Regions from separate parts of the Homo sapiens genome. Here region 2 is linked to region 1. The links are chromatin contacts, found by Hi-C or POLR2A ChIA-PET in ENCODE. All regions are on one chromosome and are shown on one strand. The core of a region is the stretch at or near the end of the contact, and the rest is flanking DNA. Distances in the headings are between cores, read along the strand shown. Region 1 has its middle 18 kb from the start of KPNA2. Region 2 overlaps AMZ2 (archaelysin family metallopeptidase 2).

The links. Hi-C counts contacts between places; a loop is a spot of excess contacts on that map. ChIA-PET counts read pairs that join two places held with the same protein, here RNA polymerase II (POLR2A). Pooled maps may share reads with other maps.
Region 2: a loop to region 1 is called in a pooled map, with 2.6 times the contacts of the local background. The contact joins two enhancer-like sites. A Hi-C loop is called at or near these places in 4 of 50 pooled maps. POLR2A ChIA-PET finds 5 or more read pairs at or near these places in 3 of 52 experiments (PC-9, Panc1 and activated B cell).

Annotation. Positions count from the first base shown.
Region 1 is chr17:68,051,158-68,057,194 of GRCh38, forward strand. No RefSeq gene overlaps it. Among named protein-coding and RNA genes, the nearest start is that of KPNA2, 18 kb to the left of the region's middle. Within about 2 kb of position 3,359, at least 14 of the 41 ENCODE cell types and tissues checked have a DNase peak (open chromatin) inside an H3K27ac peak, as active enhancers do.
Region 2 is chr17:68,254,277-68,260,313 of GRCh38, forward strand. AMZ2 (archaelysin family metallopeptidase 2) reads left to right here. Exons shown (of 7, transcript NM_016627.5): 5 at 128-291; 6 at 1,424-1,600; 7 at 2,538-2,879. The coding sequence ends at 2,693. It also overlaps a transcript of ARSG not described here. Among named protein-coding and RNA genes, the nearest start is that of AMZ2, 9.3 kb to the left of the region's middle. Within about 2 kb of position 1,700, at least 7 of the 41 ENCODE cell types and tissues checked have a DNase peak (open chromatin) inside an H3K27ac peak, as active enhancers do.

The DNA.
Region 1 (6,037 bases), core at 2,109-4,608:
TTTTTGGAGATGGAGTCTCGCTCTGTTGCCCAGGCTGGAGTGCAGTGGCGTGATCTCGGCTCACTGCAACCTCCGCCTCCCGGGTTCAAGCGATTCTCCTGCTTCAGCCTCCCGAGTAACTGGGACTACAGGCGCATGCTGCCATGCCCGGCTAATTTTTTGTATTTTAGTGGAGACGGGGTTTCACTGTTGTTGACCAGGCTGGTCTCAAACTCCTGAGCTCAGGCGATCCGCCGGCCTAGGCCTCTCAAAGTGCTAGGGTTACAGGCGTGAGCCACCGCGCCCGGCCTTTTTTTTTTTTTTTTTTTTTTGACGGAGTCTTGTTCTTGTTGTCCAGGCTGGAGTGCAATGGCGCGATCTCGGCTCATTGGAACCTCCACTTCCCAGGTTCAAGTGATTCTCCTGCCTCAGCCTCCTGAGTAGCTGGGATTACAGGCATGCACCTCTGTGTCCAGCTAATTTTTATATTTTTAGAGACGGGGTTTCACCATGTTGACCAGGCTGGTCTAGAACTCCTGACCTTGTGATCTGCCTGAGAGGTGACAGCGTGCTGGCAGTCCTCAGAGCTCTCGCTTGCTCTCGGCACCGCCTCTGCCTGGGCTCCCACTTTGGCGTCACTTGAGGAGCCCTTCAGCCCACCATTGCACTGTGGTAGCACCTTTCTGGGCTGGCCAAGGCCAGAGCCGGCTCCTTCAGCTGGCAGGGAGGTGTGGAGAGAGAGGCGCGAGCGGGAACCGGGGCTGTGCGCAGCGCTTGCGGGCCAGCTGGAGTTCCGGGTGGGCGTGGGCTTGGCGGGCCCGCACTCGGAGCGGCCGGCCGGCCCTGCCGGCCCAGGGCAGTGAGGGGCTTAGCACCCGGACCAGCGGCTGCGGAGGGTGTACTGGGTCCCCCAGCAGTGCCAGCCCACCGGTGCTGCGCTCGATTTCTCGCCGGGTTGTAGCTGCCTTCCCACGGGGCAGGCCTCGGGACTGCAGCCCGCCATGCCTGAGCCTTCCTCCGCCTCCGTGGGTTTCTGTGCAGCCCGAGCCTCCCCAACGAATGCCGCCCCTTGCTCCACGGCGCCCAGTCCCATCGACCGCCCAAGGGCTGAGGAGTGCTAGCGCATGGCACAGCACTGGCAGGCAGCTCCACCTGTGACCCCGCTGTGGGATCCACTGGGTGAAGCCAGCTGGGCTCCTGAGTCTGGTGGGGACGTGGAGAGTCTTTATGTCTAGCTCAGGGATTGTAAATACACCAATCAGCACCCTGTGTTTAGCTCAAGGTTTGTGAATGCACCAATGGACACTCTGTATCTAGCTGCTCCGGTGGGGCCTTGGAGAACCTGTGTGTCGAATCTCTGTATCTAACTAATCTGATGGGGATGTGGAGAACCTTTCTATCTAGCTCAGGGATTGTAAACGCACCAATCAGCGCCCTGACAAAACAGGCCACTCGGCTCTACCAATCAGCGGGATGTGGGTGGGGCCAGATAAGAGAATAAAAGCAGGCTGCCCGAGCCAGCATTGCCAACCTGCTGAGGTCCTCTTACGCGCCATGGAAGCTTTGTTCTTTTGCTTTTTGCCATAAATCTTACTACTGCTTAGTTTTTGTGTCTACGGTGTTTTTAAAAGCTGTAACACTCGCCGAGAAGGTCTGCAACTTTCACTCCTGAGCCCAGCGAGACCACAAGGCCGTCGGGAGGAATGAACAACTCCAGATGCGCTGCCGTAAGAACTGTTAACACTCACCGTGAAGGTCTGTAGCTTCACTTCTGAGCCAGCGTAGACCATGAACCCACCAGAAGGAAGAAACTCCCAACACATCTGAACATCAGACAGGACAGACTCCAGACACGCCTCTTTAAGAGCTGTAACACTCACAGCGAGGGTTTGCAGCTTCGTTCTTGAAGTCAGTGAGACCAGGAACCCACCAGTTCTGGACACGTGCCCACCGTGGCCTCAAAGTGCTGGGATTACAGGCATGAGCCACTGCACCCTGTCGCTTTTTTTTAAATGTCACTCCCTGATCCTAAGTAGTGTAAGACCTCAGATGAACGAATGTAACTGCCATTGACTAAAGAACTCTAGTTGGACAGGCGTTTTAGCTGTTGTCCTTAAAAGATGGCCTTTGGTTGACATTCGTTCCAAAAGCATGATGAAACACTGAAAACTTGTGTGGTTCCTTTGTCCCAGGAAAGGGAAGATGGCAAGGGCTTATATCTCGTTTGGCAAGGAGTTCACAGTTTCCCTGCAAGCCCCAGAAGGTGGGTGGTAACAATGGGATGTGTTTGGCTCCTCATCCTCCTGCTGACAGCCAGGTCTCAGAGAGGCAAGTCCCACACTTCCCAAGCTCTGGATCCGAGCTTCGCTGCCGCAGAAGGAAAGTCTAACTAGTTAGGAAGCACAGAACTTGCCTGGCCTTCACCAGCATAATCAGATCTGTCATTCTCTTCAGGAACTGGCTCTGCTCTAGGCCTTGTTCTTTGCTCTGGAGGTAACAATTGCCATTTTTCTTTGGTATTTCTGCTGTAGTGATCATACTTGCCCTTCTCATAGGAAATCATGGGAATCAGCCCCAGTCACAGCTGGCTCCCAGATGGCTCTTGATCCTGTGACCCCACCAACATTCCAATGCGATTTGCTTGGGAGGTTCAAACTTGGCTTGCTGGGGCACCATTCTTCTGGAACCCCACCCTGGGAGATTTATAGGCAGGCCTTGGAGAGAACAAATCTCTAGAGGTGGGATGGGGCCAAGCAGTTTCCTTGTGTTGCATGTTCTAGAATTCTGCCTAAAACAAAAGAGGCTGACCTCATTCTTGCCCCACCCGAAGATTGAGCGGGAATAACTAACTAGCAAGCTATTACTGACATTGCTAAATTACCTAACAAAGTTCTTTCTGTCTCTGTCTCTGTCTCTCTTGATATATACTAATATATGTGTATGTATACTATATATATAAGAGAATTCTTCATATATATGTGCATACATAAGAGGAATTCTCTTCCAGTGTGTGTTCTTGCAGTAGGATGCTAAGTTTGACATAAAAATGATCTAAGAAGATTGTATTCTCCAGGTCCCAGGCTGAGAGTATCCAACCTGTTCAGGTAGAAATGGCCAGTAGAGCTCAGATAGTTTCTCATTACAAAGAAATTCTTTGGTGTCCATTTCCTGGAGATACTGTGGAGGATGCTAGCAGGTTTCTAACATACTTCAGCTGTTCAGGAAATACTTTAAATAATTTCCTGCTGTAGAGAGTAGGAGGAGGGCCTGAAACTTGGAATGCATTACTCTCTTTATGGTCTCAAATGTGGTTCACAAGGACCCTTCGCTGTTCACACACACGCTCCGAGGCGTTCTTTTCTGCCTCTACCAGCCTTTTTATGTGGGAATGTTCGTTTTCTAAGTGTGGCGAGAATCCTACTAACTTGGACTTCCCATAGCATGCTGGCCTGAGCTTCCTAAGGAACTCTACAAACATGAGCTAATTAAGCTTGGAAAGCCCCATGCCAGTCCTCCCGGCTATTATTGAAATGAGGCCAGCTCTGAGGTGGACCAGCTGCAGTTTTTGCCCGGCAGCAACAATTCAAACAGTGGAGAGGAAGGGAAGCTGGCTGCCTAACGCAATTGAAACTGCAAGGGAGAAGCAAGTTAGGCAACACGTAATTCATTGCCTCCTTGGTTTGCTTCAGCGTAACAGTGGGGCTCAGATACTGGCATTTTAACTGGGTCAGTTAGGCCTTTGTCCAGGATTTCAGGCAATGGCCCAAAAATGGACAAGTCTAAGATTTTGCTTTTTTTTTTTTTTTTTAATTGAGGTGGAGTTTTGCCTTTGTTGCCCAGGCTGGGTGCAATGGCGCCATCTCAGCTCACTGCAACCTCCACCTCCCAGGTTCAAGTGATTCTCCTGCCTCAGCCTCCCAAGTAGCTGGGATTACAGGCACGTGCCACCACACCCAGCTAATTTTGTATTTTTAGTAGAGTCAGGGTTTCACCATGTTGGTCAGGCTGGTCTCGAACTCCTGACCTCAAATGATCCACCCACCTCGGCCTCCCAAAGTGCTGGGATTACAGGCGTGAGCCACCGAGCCTGGCCTAAGATTTTGCTTTTATCTAAAGCAGTGGTTCTCAGTCGAGGGAGATATTGCCCCCCAAGATGACAATTGACAAATTCTGTAGACTTTTTTTTTTTTTTTTTTTTTTTTTTGCGACGGAGTTTCGCTCTTGTTGCCCAGGCTGGAGTGCAATGGCATGGTCTCAGCTCGCTGCAACCTCCACCTCGTGGGTTCAAGCGATTCTCTTGCCTCAGCCTCCCGAGTAGCTGGGATTACAGGTGCCTGCCACCACATATGGATACTTTTTGTATTTTTAGTAGAGATGGGGTTTTGCCATGTTGGCCAGGCGGTCTTGAACTCCTTGGCCTCCCAAAGTGCTGGGATTACAGGCGTGAGCCACCACGCCCAGCCAACAATTTACTTTTAAAAGGTAAAAGTAAAGCTGGTGACAATGAAAAGGGCATGTCTTTGCCCTTTTCTGCCTAAGAGATTAAAACGTGGACAACATGCAATAGCCTTCAACTCTGGTCTCCCTGCCTTCTCTTCCTCTGTTGTACCACACCAGTCCTCACAACCACCACAGGGTGTGTGCGTGTGTGTTTTATGAACCTTGTTCACCCTTACAACAACTTATTCTCCTAGATTCCTCCCTTTCTATTGTCTTTATTATAATAAGGTACAACTTTTTAATTTAATTTTTTTTTGAGACGAGTCTTGTTCTGTCGACCACGTTGGAGTGCAGTGGTGCGATATCAGCACGCTGCAACTTCCACCTCCCAGGTTCAAGGGATTATCCTGCCTCAGCCTCCCAAGTAGCTGGGACTACAGGTGCCCGACACCATGCCTGACTAATTTTTGCATTTTTAGTAGAGACGGGATTTCACCATGTTGGCCAGGCTGGACTCGAACTTCTGACCTCAGGTGATCCGCCCATCTTGGCTTCCCAAAGTGTTGAGATTACAGGCGTGAGACACCACACCTGGCCTTATGTGCAATTTGTATTCAGTAATGAGTGTGAAGTGCTGTAATCTGAAGCGTGCCGCTCAATGCTTTTTTTTTTTTCCCAGACAAGGTCTCACTCTGTCATCCAGGCTGGAGTTCAGTGGTGCAATCTTGGCTCACTGCAACCTCTGCCTCCCGGCTTCAAGTGATTCTTGTGCCTCAGCCTCATGAGTATGTGGGATTACAGGCCCAAGTCACAATGCCCAGCTAATTTTTGTATTTTTAGTAGAGATTGGGTTTCGCCATATTGCTCAGGCTGGTCTTGAACTCCTGGACTCAAGTGACCCTCCTGCCTCAGTCTCCCAAAGTGCTGGGATTACAGGAGTGAGCCACTGTACCCAGCCACTCAATGCATTTTTACCTACATGGACACCCAGGTAACCACCATCCAGATAAAGACATGGAACATTTCAGCTGAGTGCGGTGGCTCACTCCTATAATCCCAGCACTTTGAGAGGCCAAAGCAGGAGGATTGCTTGAGTCCAGGAGTTCAAGACCAGCCTGGGCAACATGACAAAACCCCGTCTCTACAAAATACAAAAATTAGCCAGGCGTGGTGGTGTGCACCTGTAGTCCCAGCTACTTGGGAGGCTGAGGTGGGAGGATCGCTTGAGCCAGGGAGGTCAAGGCTGCAGTGAGCTGAGATTGCACCACTGGACTCCAGCCTGGGTGATACAGTGAGACTCTATCTCAAAAAAAGAAAAAGAAAACTAATGTGCCTCCTTTATCTAAAACACCAATATTAAGAACAACGATATTTCTAAAAATTCAGAGCTAGGTGTCAAAATGAATTCACCCCAGAGTGCACCAGGCATCGTCAGATTCTCTTCACTAGATTCAACCCCCAGGGCTCCTAAGTGGCTTCCAACCTGTGCTGTGGATGGACAGTGAGTGAATGCTTTTGGCTTTACATAGGAACGGTGAGGACCGGGTGCGGTGGCTCACGCCTGTAATCCCAGCACTTTGGAAGGCTGAGGTGGGCAGATCACCTGAGGTCAGGAGTT
Region 2 (6,037 bases), core at 450-2,949, 200 kb after region 1:
CAGATGGTGTGGACACAGTGACACAGAGATGCACTCACTGGCCAGATGGGCCAGCAGTCTCTTCTTTCTTTGGTCTTTCTTCAGGGACCTTACTCTCATTCTGTCACTGTTTGTCCTTTTTTTGTAGGTGTGGGGATATTCAGCTTTGCCAGGTATGGCAGTGATTTTTATAGCATGCACTATAAAGGCAAAGTGAAGAAGCTCAAGAAAACATCTTCAAGTGACTATTCAATTTTCGACAACTATTATATTCCAGAAATAACTAGTGTTTTACTACTTCGATCCTGTAAGGTAAGTTATTACAAAAATCTGACAGGACAGTTCTTTAAAAGAGATCTTAGTTCCGTAAACTGTATATTGTCAGTCCGTAAGGTAATATTATAAATGAGTTTGTATCATTTGTATAATTTTGGTGCATAGTGCTTGACTGAAATGATCAGTAAAACAATTTAAATGGATACCTTCATATTGAAATTTACAATATCAGTGCCAGTTTTTCTGTACTACTAGTTACAGCCTTGGCTGTACCCATGTGCTATTAGTGTAATTCTGAATTCTGGTATGAGTGGGTAACCTACTTTTTCAAGCTACTGTGGTCATTGGGCAAAGCTGCTTTCCCCAGGCCTTTGGAGAACCTCTGCTCTGGCCTCTCTGGGAGCCTGGGCCTTCCTGCCCTGGGCTCCAGGTTACCCTCGACTGTAGTTGTCCTGGCAGTTCCTGATATCCCCAACTCGGTTTTGTGGAAAGCCTATCTCCCCTTTCTCCATAGCCAGAGAGATGGGCTTTTCCTTCAGCTAGAGAAATTCTGCTTTTACCTGTACTATTTGTTGGGGTTTGACAGCTACACCTCTGAGAACTACATTCTCACAGTGTGTTTCATGGGCCCCCTGTGTCATTGCCACCTGATGTTCTCATTAGCATGCAGATCAAGCCCCCTTTCTCCCAGACCTACTGAAATCAGCATCTCTAGGGGAAGAGCCCCAGAATCAGAATTACAACAAGTACCCTAGTGTAGATCAAGGGTTCTCAGCCAGGGGTGATTTTGCCATCCAGGGAATATTAGCAACGTCTGGAGACATTTTTGATTTTCACAATCAGGGAGGGAGTTCTGTTGGCCTCTAGTGGGTAGAGCCAGGGATGCTGCAAAGCATCGCACAGTGCACAGGACAGCCTCCCACAACCTGGTATTATCGGTCCAACATGTCAGCGATGTTGAGGTTGAGGAAGTCTATAGCAAGAAAGGCAGTAAGACATTTGGGGAAATGAGGGATTATTAAGTCTTTGAAGGTCTGGACAGGGTGAAGTTTTGGTGGTAATGGTAAGGGAGTTGATTCCTATGTTTCTTGGAAAAGCAAGAAAAAGAAGAGACGTGTAGCCTAATGTGATGGTGGTCTTATAAAGCCTCAACATGATTGTCTTGCAGACTTTAACCCATGAGATCGGACACATATTTGGACTGCGACACTGCCAGTGGCTTGCATGCCTCATGCAAGGCTCCAACCACTTGGAAGAAGCTGACCGGCGCCCTCTAAACCTTTGCCCTATCTGTTTGCACAAGTTGCAGTGTGCTGTTGGCTTCAGCATTGTAGAAAGATACAAAGTAAGTTGGGGGGTGGACAGTCTAAAGAGGGGGAAGTGGTTATCTGAGTAGCAAACCCATGTTTCTATTATATCCTTCTCTGGAGTTATAATTTATCAGAGGAAATTAGTGTAAAGATAAGCAGGAAGCTGCGGTTTAAAAATGTGAAGAAATGCTCTTCTTAAAAACTTCAGCTTGCCTTTGAGTGATTTATGCTTACAGTTCAATGAGAAATAGTGGAAGAAGTTTCTTTGCTTCTCTTCCATTTAGGGCAAGAGAGCTTGACTTTGCAGAACAGAATAAATATTGATATGTGTGGCAGAGTTCATTTTTTAAACCCTATAAGTGTGTGGACAGGATTTACCTTTCCAAATATGGGACAGAGGTATGATGTTCATTAGGAGGAAAAAAATGATTTTCTTTAAAAAGGAAGAAGGAAAGTACCTAATCTCAGTATGTGTGTGTGTGTGCCCACACTTGCCCACAAACATCAATATACATTCATGTGTCTACTCATGGGTATGACTGCATTCAGGTGACTGCACAGAAATGTCTACACATGTGTTTTCACATACATATGTCTACCCATGCCTGTGTGGACACTTATATATGTATATACGTACATGTCAAAGTAATATAATGCCTTGTGGAATATTTAGCAAGTTGAGAAAAAATAACATCCTATTATGCTAGAAACAAAGTGTAAGAATGAGTGTATTTCTTTTTCATCTTTTTTCAGTGCGTACTTTTGACATCATTTGTAATTCTGTGTGTATTTGGTACGTGCCATTTCACTCAGTATATCATTAGCATTATTTCATATTCACACCATCATTATCAAATGCAGCGTCTTCATGGGGTAATATGTCACCCTATGATCTAGAAGCCAATGCTTCTCTCTTGCCTGATGGTATTTTGCTGTGGTTTGTTGAAGTGCGCATCTTTCATGTTTTTCCAGGCACTGGTGAGGTGGATTGATGATGAATCTTCTGACACACCTGGAGCAACTCCAGAACACAGTCACGAGGATAATGGGAATTTACCGAAACCCGTGGAAGCCTTTAAGGAATGGAAAGAGTGGATAATAAAATGCCTGGCTGTTCTCCAAAAATGAGGACCTTCAAATAGGAGTGATTGAAATAAATAACTACTTGCATGTTATGCTTTCATTTGGGTGGAATACTTCATTGGAATAAACTACTGATCTTGTGCTGTGTCAAAGTAACAGACTAGAACCTTCTTTCAAGTACCTGAATTGAAATGAAACTCATTTTGAATAATAAAAACTCTAGAAACTCTTTATCTTCTCATCTTACTGGCCTGGTCTGTGGCAGCAAGCACATTATTTCCATTCCCCAAATATGTTTAGGTCTCCCAAGAAAGCTGGGACTGGCGGTAACGAGCAAGTAAATAACTTGAAAAAGAACCGTTCAATGCCCCAAGGAACCAACCAACATAATTTCCAGGGGGTGATTTTGTTTTTAGAAGAGCCGCTCCCCTCTTTTAGGCCCAGCCAAGTCACATTTTTGGACGTCCGTGGGCTCTGATCACCACAGCCCTCCTTTTCCGAGAGCCTACCTTACTGTCTCAAGTGCATTACCTTGTTTTTTTCTCTTGCTGGTTGTCACCTTATCCCTGAAAGAATGAACAGCTTGTATCAGTTTTTAGCAGCTTAAAATATGACCTATCAGGAATATTTGCAAGTGAAAATAACAATGGTCCTTACACTACCACAACATTTGGTGGTGGGAGTTCCGCTGCAGGTCTCAGCTATAACATAGTCATTTATGAGGGATCTTACAAATAGTGTGTAATGGTATTTATATTTGTGAGTGTTGCACTTTTTCTATAGATTTAGAGCGGCTTTCAGGTTTATTTCAGTAATAATGTCCTCCTCACATTACATTGTGAAGTGTTTACCTGAGTCAGGGAGAGAGTTTAATGGGGTTATCTGTCGGGGTGCCATGAATGCTGATGATGGTCTGCAGGGTGTGAACATCAGCCCCATTGCTACGGGGGTGGACAGGTGGAAAAGCTCAGACTTGACAAACCACCTCTGCTAGATAGATGTATCTTGGAAATCCAGAAATTACAGTGAATATTTTATGGAATATCAGTGAGCAGACAGCATTTCCCACTTTCCTATCTTACCTTGAGGGTAAGACTTAAAGGTATATATGTATTTGTAATTTGAAACCTGGATTCTTCATTGTTTGATGTATGCAGTATGATGTAACAAAGTATAGAAATGATCCCTGAAAGTATAGTCTTTGATGTATGGAGTATGATGTAAGGCACATTTCATATCTGAGTCAGTGGTTTCCCTTGGAGTCATTCTACTTGATTGAACCCATTTAAGTCATTTTAGAAAATGGTGGTTTGCTATTAAAATTAATTGGAGAGAATACTTGGTCATTCTATTAGGAAAAAGAGACTGATGGAGCATGGTGTTTTATGGATTCTGTTACAGGGCTTATTCCTCCTTGAATAATGTATTTAAAAAATTATTGTCCATTCGATTACATTTTTTTTTATTTTCCTACAAGGCAAGCACGGTTTTAGTCCTGTAGGTCAGCCTTTGTCACAAACTCTTTTGAACTAAGATTTGCCTAGTTGAATAAATAAGGTCCATTTGTGTCTACACTGCACTATGAGACTAGGAGAAAAATCATCTAAGAAGTCATTCACTCTTGCTAAAAATTGAACTAAACATAAATTTTATATGATTCATTTGTTCAGCAATCATAAGTGCTGTGTATAACTATATATTTTTGGATAATTTCTTAGGGTTCAGCTTAAAAATATAATTTGCTTACTGCAACTAAATTTTATGTACTATGGTTAAATCTTTGTGGTTTTAAAAGATAATTTTCACTAAATAAATCCACGCAGATTTTGCTCTGCAAATGCTGGCTGAACAAAGTATTGAGCTAATAAAGAGAATTAATAATTTTCTACTATCTAAATACTCTTAAAAATCAGTGAATTTGGAATGTTTTTCATTTATGTCATAGATCCTGATCCTGGGCACCTGTGGAGTTAGTATCTCTCCGGTCAAGAGATTTTTCAGGCCTCAGACTTCTAATGGTGAGGGTTAAGTAGAAGAATTTGTCGAGGATTACCCGTCGGTTCTTGTCCAGCTTGCTTTTTGAAGCACACATTCCCCTGATATGAATAATTTACATTTCAAGCCCTACGAGGGACAGAGGGCCGCGTTGCTCCCTCTTGGGAGCAGCAGTGCTAAAATCGAAGCAGGCAGCTGCGGGACCGCTATAGCCGGCCCTGCGCTCGGGCCCTTCCCGGGCAGGAAACGCGTCGCTGTCCCCGGCTGCGCCCAGGCCGGCGGGCCCAGCAGCTGCGAACCGCCGGCGCACCACCTGTTTCCGCGCCCGGGGACTTCCCCGGCGGGGCTCAGAAGTGTGGGATCGGTCGCTTGGCTTCCCCTGGCGTCAGCGACCCAGGGTAACCTCCTCCACTGCTGCGTGCCGTGCAGGCCTGCCTGTGTGAGAGCCACGTGTGCCGCGCTCTGGGCACAGCCTTGGAAAGTCAGGACCGCGACGGCAGCAGAGCAGTGAGTGGAATTAATTCTCAAGTAGAGCATTTAAAAAGTGCTTCATTGAAGAGTTTGAATCTCAGTCACTTTGTAGATTCTGATATCTAGAGTGGCACCGTCCAACAAAAATATAATACAAGCCACATATGTAAGCTTGATGTTTCTAGTAGTCGTATTAGCAAATGCATAAAGAAGCAGGTGGAGTTAATTTTAATAGTATATTCTGTTTAATCCAATGCATCCAAAATATTATTTCAATCAATATCAATGCTGAATGTTTTATGTCCTTTTTTTGTACCATCTTCAAATTCCCGTGTGTTTGTTACACTTGCAGTACATCTTACTTCCAACTGGCCACATTTTCAAGTGCTCAACAGCCCCATGTGGCTTGTGTCTATTGTATTGGACAGTGCAGCTCTAGACCAGTACCCAACTCTAGTGTACCTGGAAAAATGTACCCGTGGTATTGAGTTACTAGGAGAGGAAGGCTTATTTCAGGAAAAGGTCATGTAAATCTTCTGTCAGTACAGCCGGTGTTGACATTCAAGCTGAAAGGGTGTATGTAGACACCGTTTAATGTCTACATTAAAGGCCTCTGGCTTCGGTGTTAACTTGTTTCTTTAAAAGCTTGATACTGTTCTCTGTTGCAGCTTGTTTTTTACCCTCCCGTCTTCATTTTCAAGGGCCTGGTATTGTCTTCAAATGCATTTCCATTTTTGGAAAGCAGAGTCGTAAAGCATTAATAATGTGGAGATTATTTAGTCCATTTCATGCATGAGGACACAAGCCTGCAGCAGCCGAGTAAACTTGCTTGTTGTTTAACCAATGGCAAAAATGGGATCAGATCCCAAGTCTCCCTAATGTTGAGTTATTCGTTGTTTTCACTGTGCTGCATGACCTCATTG